2 separate regions of the Homo sapiens genome follow, and region 2 is linked to region 1. Evidence: read pairs that join two places in POLR2A ChIA-PET (ENCODE). Cell type or tissue: GM12878. All regions are shown on one strand. Each heading gives the region's core, and the rest is flanking DNA. Links, peaks and the distances in the headings are about the cores only.

What was found. Peaks named below come from ENCODE experiments on the same cell type or tissue, not always from the same donor. Only the 100,000 strongest peaks of a DNase experiment are listed, where the experiment ranks them.
Region 2: POLR2A ChIA-PET joins it to region 1 with 6 read pairs; 6 of 35 experiments call an interaction of 5 or more read pairs at or near these places.

The regions. Positions count from the first base shown.
Region 1 is chr14:23,309,843-23,315,221 of GRCh38, reverse strand. The region is part of intron 3 of BCL2L2-PABPN1 (BCL2L2-PABPN1 readthrough); the gene reads right to left. BCL2L2 (BCL2 like 2) reads right to left here. Exons shown (of 4, transcript NM_004050.5): 4 at 3,471-5,379. Among named protein-coding and RNA genes, the nearest start is that of BCL2L2-PABPN1, 5.7 kb to the right of the region's middle. In GM12878, for the core only: no CTCF peak of the experiment used is centred there; no DNase peak of the experiment used is centred there.
Region 2 is chr14:22,774,796-22,780,174 of GRCh38, reverse strand. SLC7A7 (solute carrier family 7 member 7) reads left to right here. Exons shown (of 10, transcript NM_003982.4): 3 at 124-249; 4 at 1,238-1,382; 5 at 3,857-3,980; 6 at 4,239-4,342; 7 at 4,635-4,731. Among named protein-coding and RNA genes, the nearest start is that of OXA1L, 11 kb to the right of the region's middle. In GM12878, for the core only: a CTCF peak has its summit at 2,533 (motif pointing left); a DNase peak (open chromatin) is centred at 2,510; H3K27ac peaks cover 645 bases.

The sequences.
Region 1 (5,379 bases), core at 152-5,151:
AAGTGGGGTAGCCATTTAAATGTGAAGGACCCTCTGTTGGGCTGCTTAATTTCCATCCTGCTTCGTTAACTTTTTAAAAATTTTGTACCTAAAGAACTTGTTTTCATATACTGTACTGGAAATATCTGGAAATATATGTTCATTGTCAAAGAATCAGAAAATACTGACAGCAAAAAGAACAAAATAAAAGCACTCATAAAGCCCACTATCCAGAGACAATCACTAATGATATTTTGGCATATATACTTCCTGAAAGTTTCAATATGCAAATATATATCAAGGCACACAGATATAAATATTTTAGCAAAATGGGATCATACTGTATATATTATTTTCTAATCTATTTTCTTTTTTTACCCAATTAAAAAAAAAAGACAAACATCTTCCCATGTCAATAAATATATTTTTCCAATTTTGTTTGTCATAGTTTTACCCAAAAGTCACCCTAGAAATGAGGCCTTCTCTGACCACTCAATTTAAAATTGAACTCTTACGTGTGTATATATACACACACATTCCCCTCAATGAATTATTTTTCTTTATGGTATTCATCGCCTTCTCACATATTACATAATTGTTAAGTTTTCTGTTTCTTTTACTATAATATAAGCAACATGAGAACAGAGATTTGCATCTGTCTGTTCACTCTACCTCAGAGCCTGTAACTGTGCTTAGCACACAGATGATGCTTGAATATTTGCTGCATAAATGACTGACTGAATAAACTACACAGCATTTCATTATGGTGTATTTTCTGCTGAGTTTCAAAATAGTCGATTTATTTCTGTATTTCTCCTGTATCTACATTTAAGGCAAATTTTATTTTATTTTATTTTATTTTTTATTTTTATTTTTTTTGAGACGGAGTCTCACTCTGTCGCCAGTCTGGAGTGCAGTGGCGCCATCTCGGCTCCCTGCAACCTCCGTCTCCCGGGTTCAATCGATTCTCCTGCCTCAGCCTCCCAAGTAGCTGGGACTACAGGGACTGCGCCACCACACCCAACTAATTTTTGTATTTTTAGTAGAGACGGGGTTTCACTGTGTTAGCCAGGACCGTCACGATCTCCTGACCTTGTGATCCTGACCTCGTGATCCGCCCGCCTCGGCCTCACAAAGTGCTGGGATTACAGGCGTGAGCCACCGCGCCCAGCCTTAAAGCAGCTTTTAAAGTCTTCAAAGGATTTGCTATTAAGTTACAACACAGAGGGCCGGGCGCGGTGGCTTACGCCTGTAATCCCAGCACATTGGGAGGCCGAGGCGGGCGGATCACGAGGTCAGGAGATGGTAACCATCCTGGCTAACACGGTGAAACCCCGTCTCTACTAAAAATACAAAAAATTAGCCGGGCGTGGTGGCGGGCGCCTGTAGTCCCAGCTACTCGGGAGGCTGAGGCAAGAGAATGGAGTGAACCCGGGAGGTGGAGGTTGCAGTGAACCGAGATCGCGCCACTGCACTCCAGCCTGGGCAACACAGCGAGATTCCATCTCAAAATAAATAAATAAATAAAAATTTAAAAAAGTAACAACACAGAATATCTACAATCTATCCATTTACTAATAATTGTAACTAAGTGTTGCCCAACTTTATTGAAGGTGTCATTTGTCCTAACACACTTAGGACCTTCTAATAGATTCAGAAGGTCCTAAGTGTGTTCTACTAGGTTCATCACAATTTAGCCCAAATATGCTGCTCTATGATGATTTGGTTTAATACAGGATTAAATTTTGGGCTATCTAAAGCGATAGATGGATTATATTTCCTTCATACAGTTCTCCACCAGTGTTATTTCTCGCTTAGGACCTTCTGAATCTCCATTTGGTGTTTTTAGAAGAAACAGTGGTCAAAACTCAACATCATATTTGCTTTTAGATGTCACAGAAGGTGGTGTCCACTATATCATTGTCTTCTTAGAAAAGCCACAAAATTTTTTTTGCCCCTCTTGAGTAACTGATAGGCTTTTATAAATCCTAAGAGGAATGTGAATTTCATTCTGTATTTTAATTTGCTTTAGCCACCAAGAAGCTCACAGCTGAATTCACAGCCTAGCTTTAGTATTTGGAAATGCTACTTATAGAATGTTTTTCTGTGCATTAATTTTCCTTTTGCCGCCATCTTATTTCAATTTTCCCTTTACCCCTACTTATTTTTTTTACTTAACCTTGACTTGAAATTCAACCCAACTTAAAAAATTTATGTTTTCCTATTATTTTGTGTATTATAGTAAGATATTGCAAATATTTTTTGGAACTAGGCAAATGCAAATCAATCATTAAATCAATCACACAACAGTGGAGATAAATACACCAGCTATCATACTTGATGATATTAACTATTAAGAACATCTAATTTCCTTTCCCATAGTGCCATATTCACTAAGCCACTCTCTGATTTTAATATGGTTTCCCCTGTAGACTTTTGTATAAAGAATAGAAAGAGAATGCTGGATTCCTCTAAACAATTATATTTCTTGCAATTTAACACATAAACCCAAGTACCAGTCTATTGCACTGGATTACAGAAAGGCTAGAAATTCCCACCTGAAATTTAAAATTAGGATCACTGTTTCAGTTAACATGATTTTGATGTGGTCCAAGATTAGAGGTAGAGAAGGATGAGCTGAATATTCTTAGAAATTCCATCCAGTTTATCAATTTGCATTAAAATGGCTGAAACCAAATGTCTCACAGGACCAGCAAAGGAAGCAGGGACTCCCATTTTTGCCAGACTCCGCCTTGCCTTATTTTTTGTTTGTTTGTTGTTTGAGATAGAGTCTCCCTCTGTCACCCAGGCTGGAGTACAGTGGCTCGATCTTGGCTCACTGCAAACTCCACCTTCTAGGTTCAAGTGATCCTCATGCCTCAGCCTCCTGAGTAGCTGGGATTACAGGCACGCACCACCATGCCCGGCTAATTTTTGTATTTTTAGTAGAGACAGGGTTTCCCCATATTGGCCAGGCTGGTCTCGAACTCCTGACCTCAAGTGATCTGCCCGCCTCGGCCTCCCAAAGTGCTGGGATTAGAGGTGTGAGCCACCGCACCTGGCCCAGACCTATTTTTAAGTCTGAGGTAGGCAGGAAGGCACCATGGAGAAATGTTCATTATTATCACACACTTCTGATTAGAGCCTGAACCACAACTGGGGGCTTGATTACTATCACACAAAGATTTTTGGTAGGTTTTCTTTGTTTCTCATTTGGTTATTGTTAGTGGCAGTCCCAGAGTACCATATACACACACCCTCCCAAGGCTCAGGTTGAAATAGAAGGAATTCTTGGCTTTGACCATTTGGCTGGTATAGGAGTGGGGTGAGGATGGGGGAAAGACTCTTTTTTTCTTAATGATCCCAACACTTTCTCAAATCCCTGTTATTCTAATTCTTGCCTTTAACAAGGTCATGAAGAGATGATTGGATCAAGGAAATGTCCTGACCCCAGGCTATACAGTGTAGAAGTCACAAACCCTGTTCAGTCCTTCTCATTAAACTTCTGGGCTTTATTTATTGTTTTTAATACGATCATTACATATTACACAAAAATAAAAGTCAAATGAACTTGGTATTTATAAATTATTAAATAAAAATACAGGAATATAGATTTATATTTATAGAGCTTTCTTTTCTTCTAAACTAACCAAATCTGTTCTGCCGTTTTATGATTTTAAAAAAGTAAAATAGTGTTTGTGTGCCCTAGAATAAGTGGGGAGTGGGATTAATAATCGCAGGACCGAGTTGCCCTACTTCCGCTCCTTCCTTGGCCTAAACAAAGTCCCTATTTGTCCCTTTGGGCTCTGGAGAGCAAGAAACCCCTCTCCTCCTACTTAATCTTTGAAAAATGGCAATTACATTTATTTCCCTTATTTTTTAAAAAATGAAATGGATTTAAAAATTGGGAACCATACTCAGCCTTCTTGGCCAAGAGCTAATCCCAAGGAACTATATGGCTCTAGAAGAGAGTCCCTAGTTTTCCCTGACAGAAGAGTCTCTGGGGTTTCCCTTCAAGCTAAGAAGGGCAGGACAGGTCAAAATTGCCCACTGTGGTCCCATCTAAGCTATGCTTCTGGGAATCCAGACCAAGCCCTTTACCCTTTCAGAAAACAGCCTCTCTTTCCACCCAGGTGTCAAGGCTTCAGAGCAGGGCATTTTGGTAACCTGGCCATGGTCCCTGCAGCTCCTCTTGGCTAAAGGTCCCGGGGAATGCTAACAGGGATATGTGTCCTGTGGTAGAGGGTAGGGTGAAGAGTGTGCTCCATACCTGGGGAAGGAAGCACAGACTCCAATTTGGAGCCGATGGTCTAGTCAGTGGTTTTCCAACTTTTTTTCAGCAGCAAACCCCTTAATGCAAATAAAATCTTACCCTGAACCCCAATATGTAAGACAGCTACAAGGGGAGCTGTTCTGTTTGAGGGCAAATTGCCCAGCCTGCTCAGCTCCCCACCCCCTTCATCTCCCCAAGGACTCCTGAGGCAACCCCTAGGAAACTTCAGGGCTCTGCCAAGCAGTTTGAAAACCACTGGCCTAGTTTGTCCTGAGCAAGTCAGAGACCCCCCACCCCAACTGCTTGCCACAAGCTGGCTCTGAGTTTCTGGTGTCAGCATACTCACAACAAGACCAAGTGGCACATGCAGCCTACCACCTCCCCTAGAAATACCATGAAAAAGTGCAGCCCTCTCTCAAAAGCAGAAGTCTGGACTCAACACCTGAGGCCAATTTGGTCCCACGTTCTGGCGAGCACAACTACGTTGCCACATTCTAGGACCAAGTGAAAATCTCCAAGAAGAGTCAACCATGGTCTAGCTAAGGTGATCAGTGCTCAGGACCACAGGCAGGGTTCTAGAGCACTGTGTCAGAAAGTTAGCATTGGAGAGCAGCAATCTTAGCACCTTGGAAAGTGCAGCAGTGAGGTCTGGCTCAGGGCATGCATCTGGAGTGAATAATTTCTTCCTCAAAAGAAAAAGCCATAATCTGAAGCTGTTCTAGAGGACTGCGAGTTCCAAAGTTAACATCCTCAGACTCTGAGGTACAGACAAGTAACACCCATGCAAACAGTGTGGCTTCAAATAAATCATAAATGCTTCTAGGTCATGGTAGGTACTCTAGAACCCATATGCCTGGCCCCTGATAAAGCCGAACCAAAGCCCACAACACAGCATAGGCCAGTCCTGGAGTACCCATCACCCTCACACCCATGGGATTCAGATCTGAAATGGTCATCTCAAGGCATCAACAGTCTCACTGAGACACAGTGTGGGACCCAGACTGTATTCTAGATCAGCACTTATGCCCACAACCTCAAAAGGAAAATTAGTTAGGGCCCCAATTTAGAGTTTCAGTTTGGGTACAGAGGTCCCAGAGATTGGAAACACTTTAGGCACCATTGTGCCT
Region 2 (5,379 bases), core at 217-5,216, 540 kb after region 1:
GAGGGTCTGTCTTTGGCTGAAGGGTATATATATCTTGGTGACTGGTACTGGAAAAATTGCTTGGGAGTCTAAGGCCCTAGGGTGGTAAGGGTAAGTCACCAATCAGTATTATTTTTCTTTCAGGTCTCTTAACCTTCATTAACTGTGCCTATGTCAAATGGGGAACCCTGGTACAAGATATTTTCACCTATGCTAAAGTATTGGCACTGATCGCGGTCATCGTTGCAGGCATTGTTAGACTTGGCCAGGGTAAGAAATAATATTAGTAGCAACTAATCTTTTTTAAGCATTTTCTGTGAGCCGCACTCCTCTAAGTGCTCTTTGTGCATTATCTCATTTCTTACTATAACCTTATTCGGTGGGCACTATTATTATTCTCATTTTATGGATGAGGAAACAGCCTGCAGAATTAAGTACCTTGGGCCGGGCGCAGTGGCTCGTGCTTGTAATCCCAGCACTTTGGGAGGCCATCGCGGGTGGATCCATGAGGTCAGGAGTTCAAGATCAGCCTGGCCAAGATGGTGAAACCCCATCTCGACTAAAAATACAAAAATTAGCCGGGCATGGTGGCAGGCGCCTGTAATCCCAGCTACTCGGGAGGCTGAGGCAGGAGAATCGCTTGAATCCAGGAGGCGGTGGTTGCAGTGAGCTGAGATCACGCCACTGCACTCCAGCCTGGGCGACAGAGCGAGACTCTGTCCCCCCCCCAAAAAAAAAAAAGAATTAAATATCTTGCCCAAGTTGCTACCGGTAAGTAGAGGAGTTGAAATTTGTATCCAGGACAACTGACCCAAAAGTCTGTCCTTTAACTTCCATGCACGCTGCCTCCCAGAGGAGGCTGATCTTGGCAAAGGGTTGACAGCCATGCCCTGGGAGCTGCCTTTGGCAGATTGTGATAGGAGGCAGGAATCAGGCAGCCTGCAGAGCAGAACAGAACTGCATTGTTTCTATTCTCCAGCTTTTCTGCTCTATGGTGGTTTCTTATCCTAGAAAGCTACCCTGGACCCTTCCTGTCAAGATCCCCATCTATGTCATTAGGATGCAGGGCATTCTGGTCTATCTCTATAGACGTCTCTCTTCTGTTTCCTGTTCCCTTACTGGTACTCTTGCTGCCAAAGGTGTTGTAGGCCACTTACCTGCTATTATATTACCATATTCTGTCAGTCCTTTACTTGACCATCTTGAAGTGGGAGAATGAGCCACTAATCCCCTGCCTTCCAATGTTCTTGGGTTCCAGGAGCCTCTACTCATTTTGAGAATTCCTTTGAGGGTTCATCATTTGCAGTGGGTGACATTGCCCTGGCACTGTACTCAGCTCTGTTCTCCTACTCAGGCTGGGACACCCTCAACTATGTCACTGAAGAGATCAAGAATCCTGAGAGGTAGGTACTGCACCACCAACTTTCCATAGCAGTGATAGCCATCATTTAATGAGCTCCTACTACGTGCCAGACAGCATACCACAACCACTATGAGGTTAATTTTACCAGCCTCATTTTAATAGATGGGAGGCCTGAGGCTCAGAGAAGTAACTTGTCTATGATCACAGTAACAGGGCTAAAATATGAACTTACTCATGTATGCTTTGTAAATTTTTAAAGGCATTTTTACATTTGTTCATTAATTTCTGCATTAATTAAAGCAGGTTGTATTATATGCTTATGTATGTTTTTAAAACAGATTTTCCTTGATAGATATTTTATCCACCCTTATCCCCACATACATAGCTTTGGGATATAGACTTCCAGAAACCTTCCTGTGTTTCCCTCTGATACCTTCCTTGTTTCCTAAATTCATACTGACATTGTGGTATAGTTTCAGTCATTCAATTAAGTCACCCTACCATTATTGCTCTGTAGTCTATATATAGAGTGAAAAGAGAACTGGACAGGAAGTCAAGGACCTAGAGTTGATCTTTCCACTGACTTGTTGGCTAACCTTGAGGGAGTTGCCCGGCCATCTCTTTGCCTGTTTCCTTATCTGTAATTGAGGGGGTTAAATTCTGTGATCTCCATGGCCTTTCCTGGCTCTAAAATTCTATGATTCTGGGAACTAAGATTTGCCAGGGAGTGGAGTTTCGGTAAAATGTTTTTTGTTTTTTGGAGAGAGTCTTGCTGTATTTCCCAGGCTGGAGTGCAATGGCGTGATCTTGGCTCATTGCAACCTCTGCCTCCCAGGTTCAAGTGATTCTCCTGCTTCAGCCTCCCAAATAGCTAGAATTACAGGTGCCTGCCACCACGCCTGGCTAATTTTTGTATTTTTAGTAGAGACATGGGTTTCACCATGTTGGCCAGGCTGGTCTCGAACTCCTGACCTCAGGTGATCCGCCCGCCTTAGCCTCCCAAAGTGCTGGGATTACAGGCATGAGCCACTGTGCCCAGCTTTCTGTAAATGCTTAAGTGAAAAGAATCACAATTCTTATACCAATAAACTCCTTTTGGCTTGAGAAACAGAAGAGCACTCTTGGTACACAACTAGTGGTAACGCTATGGGAACAGAGATAACAGAAGCAGGATCAAGGCCTGGGTGGTACTTCCACCTACCGGACAGAAACTGCATGACTCTATTTGCAGAGTATTTGCCCCACTTTGTGCTTTTTTTTTGGCAGCCTTACTGTTAAGGATGCTTATAAAGATCATGGCTTTATTGGGCTACAGGGACCTTGAGAGCTCTTTGCATCTTTCTTTTGCCCACCAGTTAGGATGGCTCCTGAGGTTCTCAAACTGAGGAAGGGGTGGGCAGACATATCTTCCAGGCTGCTAGTCAGATACATACACTTCTCTTCCTACTGAAGGCCTATCTTATTCTCTGAAGATGTTAAATTTCACAATTTGCCTCCATAATTTCTTTTTATATTTCTCAACCTTGAGGCAAAATTGCCAATGTTGATAATCTTAGAGATGGAATCCTGACACCAAAAGATCTTTGGGGTATAAAACAAAACAACCTCCCATTTTCCTGTGCGTTATGATGCTGGGGACAGTCTTTGTTAATCCCCCCCGCCCTGCTTTTTTTTTTTTTTTTTTTTTTTTAGACAGGGTCTGGCTGCCTTGCCCAGGCTGGAGTGCAGTGGCCCAGTCATGGTTCACTGCAGCCTTGACCTCCCCAGGCTCAAGTGATCCTCCCACCTCAGCCTCCCAAATAGCTGGGATTACAGGCATGCACCACCACGCTTGGCTAATTTTTTTTTTTTTGGTTTGTTTTTGGAGACAGAGTCTCGCTCTGTCGCCCATGCTGGAGTGCAGTGGCACAATTTTGGCTTACCACAACCTCCGCCTCTCGAGTTCAAGTGATTCTCGTACCTCAGCCTCCTGAGTAGCTGGGACTACAGGTGCATGCCACCATGCCTGGCTAATTATTTATATTTTTAGTAGGAACAGGGTTTTGCCATGTTGGCCAGGCTGGTCTTGAACTCCTGACCTCAGGTGATCCACCCGGCTCGGCCTCCCAAAGTGCTGGGATTACAGGCGTGAGCCACCACGCCCAGCTGCTTGGCTAGTTTTTTGTAGAGACAGGGTTTTGCCATGTTGCCCAGGCTGGTCTCCAACTCCTAGACTCGAGCCATCTCCCTGCCTCAGCCTCCCAAAGTGTTAGTACTACAGGCATGAGCCACTGCTCCCAGCTGCACAGTCCTGTCTCCTAATATGATATTCCTTTCCCCTAATGTTCTTTAGTTCTTAAGTGTTCAGAGCTTCAGCCACTATCCAGGGCACCGTCAAAGACAAATGCATTGAGGAAATGTAGCAACAGTCTCCATCCCTGGAAAGACCGGTGTGGCAGGGAGAGTCTAAGGATTAAAGGAGAGATAGGGATATGACTGTGGGACTAATGTGCATTTTATTCTATTTGGCTGTAGGAACCTGCCCCTCTCCATTGGCATCTCCATGCCCATTGTCACCATCATCTATATCTTGACCAATGTGGCCTATTATACTGTGCTAGACATGAGAGACATCTTGGCCAGTGATGCTGTTGCTGTGGTAAAGGATTTTCACTAGCAGAAGGTTGAGGGTGTCTTGTGGGGTACTGGGTATATTCTGGCTCTTGAAAGTCCTGGAAAGGGGGTAGACAGCCTTGAAAGGAGTTCATTTAGAATACCGGGCTTGCAAGAAGGTCCTGTTAACCCCACTGTGGAAGAAAGGTTGGAATACCTAATAAGGGGAATCTGGGGGCATGCCCATCCATGTCTTTCATCCCTTTTAGATCCTGCTAATGACTCTTCCATTCTTTTCCCTTAGACTTTTGCAGATCAGATATTTGGAATATTTAACTGGATAATTCCACTGTCAGTTGCATTATCCTGTTTTGGTGGCCTCAATGCCTCCATTGTGGCTGCTTCTAGGTAAGAGTGGCAACTTTTGTGAGGGGTGTATCATCAAAGGGCTATGCAGTGGACAGAACTTACAGGACCCAGCCTTTGATTACTTGTGTTCTCCAACCGATACCACAACCTCTTTCTTCTTGTTTCTAGCAGAAGCCTGCAGTTGTCATTAATCTTAATACTGAGCTCCAGTCCATATTATCCAAATACTTTTGAAGGAAGGGATGGCAGAGAGGGAGGGCCATGTGGCAGGTGAACCAGGCTGCACCGTGTCCACCAATTTTCTCAGCTTCTCCTATCTTACCTAACATAGGCTTTTCTTTGTGGGCTCAAGAGAAGGCCATCTCCCTGATGCCATCTGCATGATCCATGTTGAGCGGTTCACACCAGTGCCTTCTCTGCTCTTCAATGTAAGTGAACTCAAGGATGAGACTGAAAGCCAGATTGCGGGGGAAACTTTAGTAACAGCAGAAGCGACTGTTCTAGCTTCCTGAAAGCTCTGAAAGATTCCAATAGAAAAACTATTGGTGGATCAGAATGTTCACCACGGGCAAGGCACTATGCTAACCGCTACAGGGGAAATCCAAATGCTCTAAGGAATGGTACACCTCTGCTCTAAGATAAGGCAAAAAGTACATGGAATACACTGTAATGATTGATTGCCATGACAGATAGTGAGTGATACGGTGTTTAAGAGAAGAAACGATCACTTCCATGGGAGTAGAGGGTGAAGAATTACATCTAGAAGTGTGTGTGTGTGTCTTAAAATCCACCAAAGTGTTCTCAGAAAAAAAAAGTGCATCTTGATGGCTAGGGTTGCAAATGGTAGAGATGGGCTTTAGGTAGGAGAAATAGCATCAGAAAATCCTGTGATAAAGCAGTATGGGTTTTAATACAGGTTGAGTATCCCTAATCTGAATATCCAAAATCTGAAATGCTCTAAAAATCTGAAACTTTTTGAGTGCTGACTTGACACTCAAAGGAAATGCTCATTGGAGCATTTTGGATTTTCAGAACAGGGATACTCAACATGTAGGAGGAGATAAGAGCGGGTTATT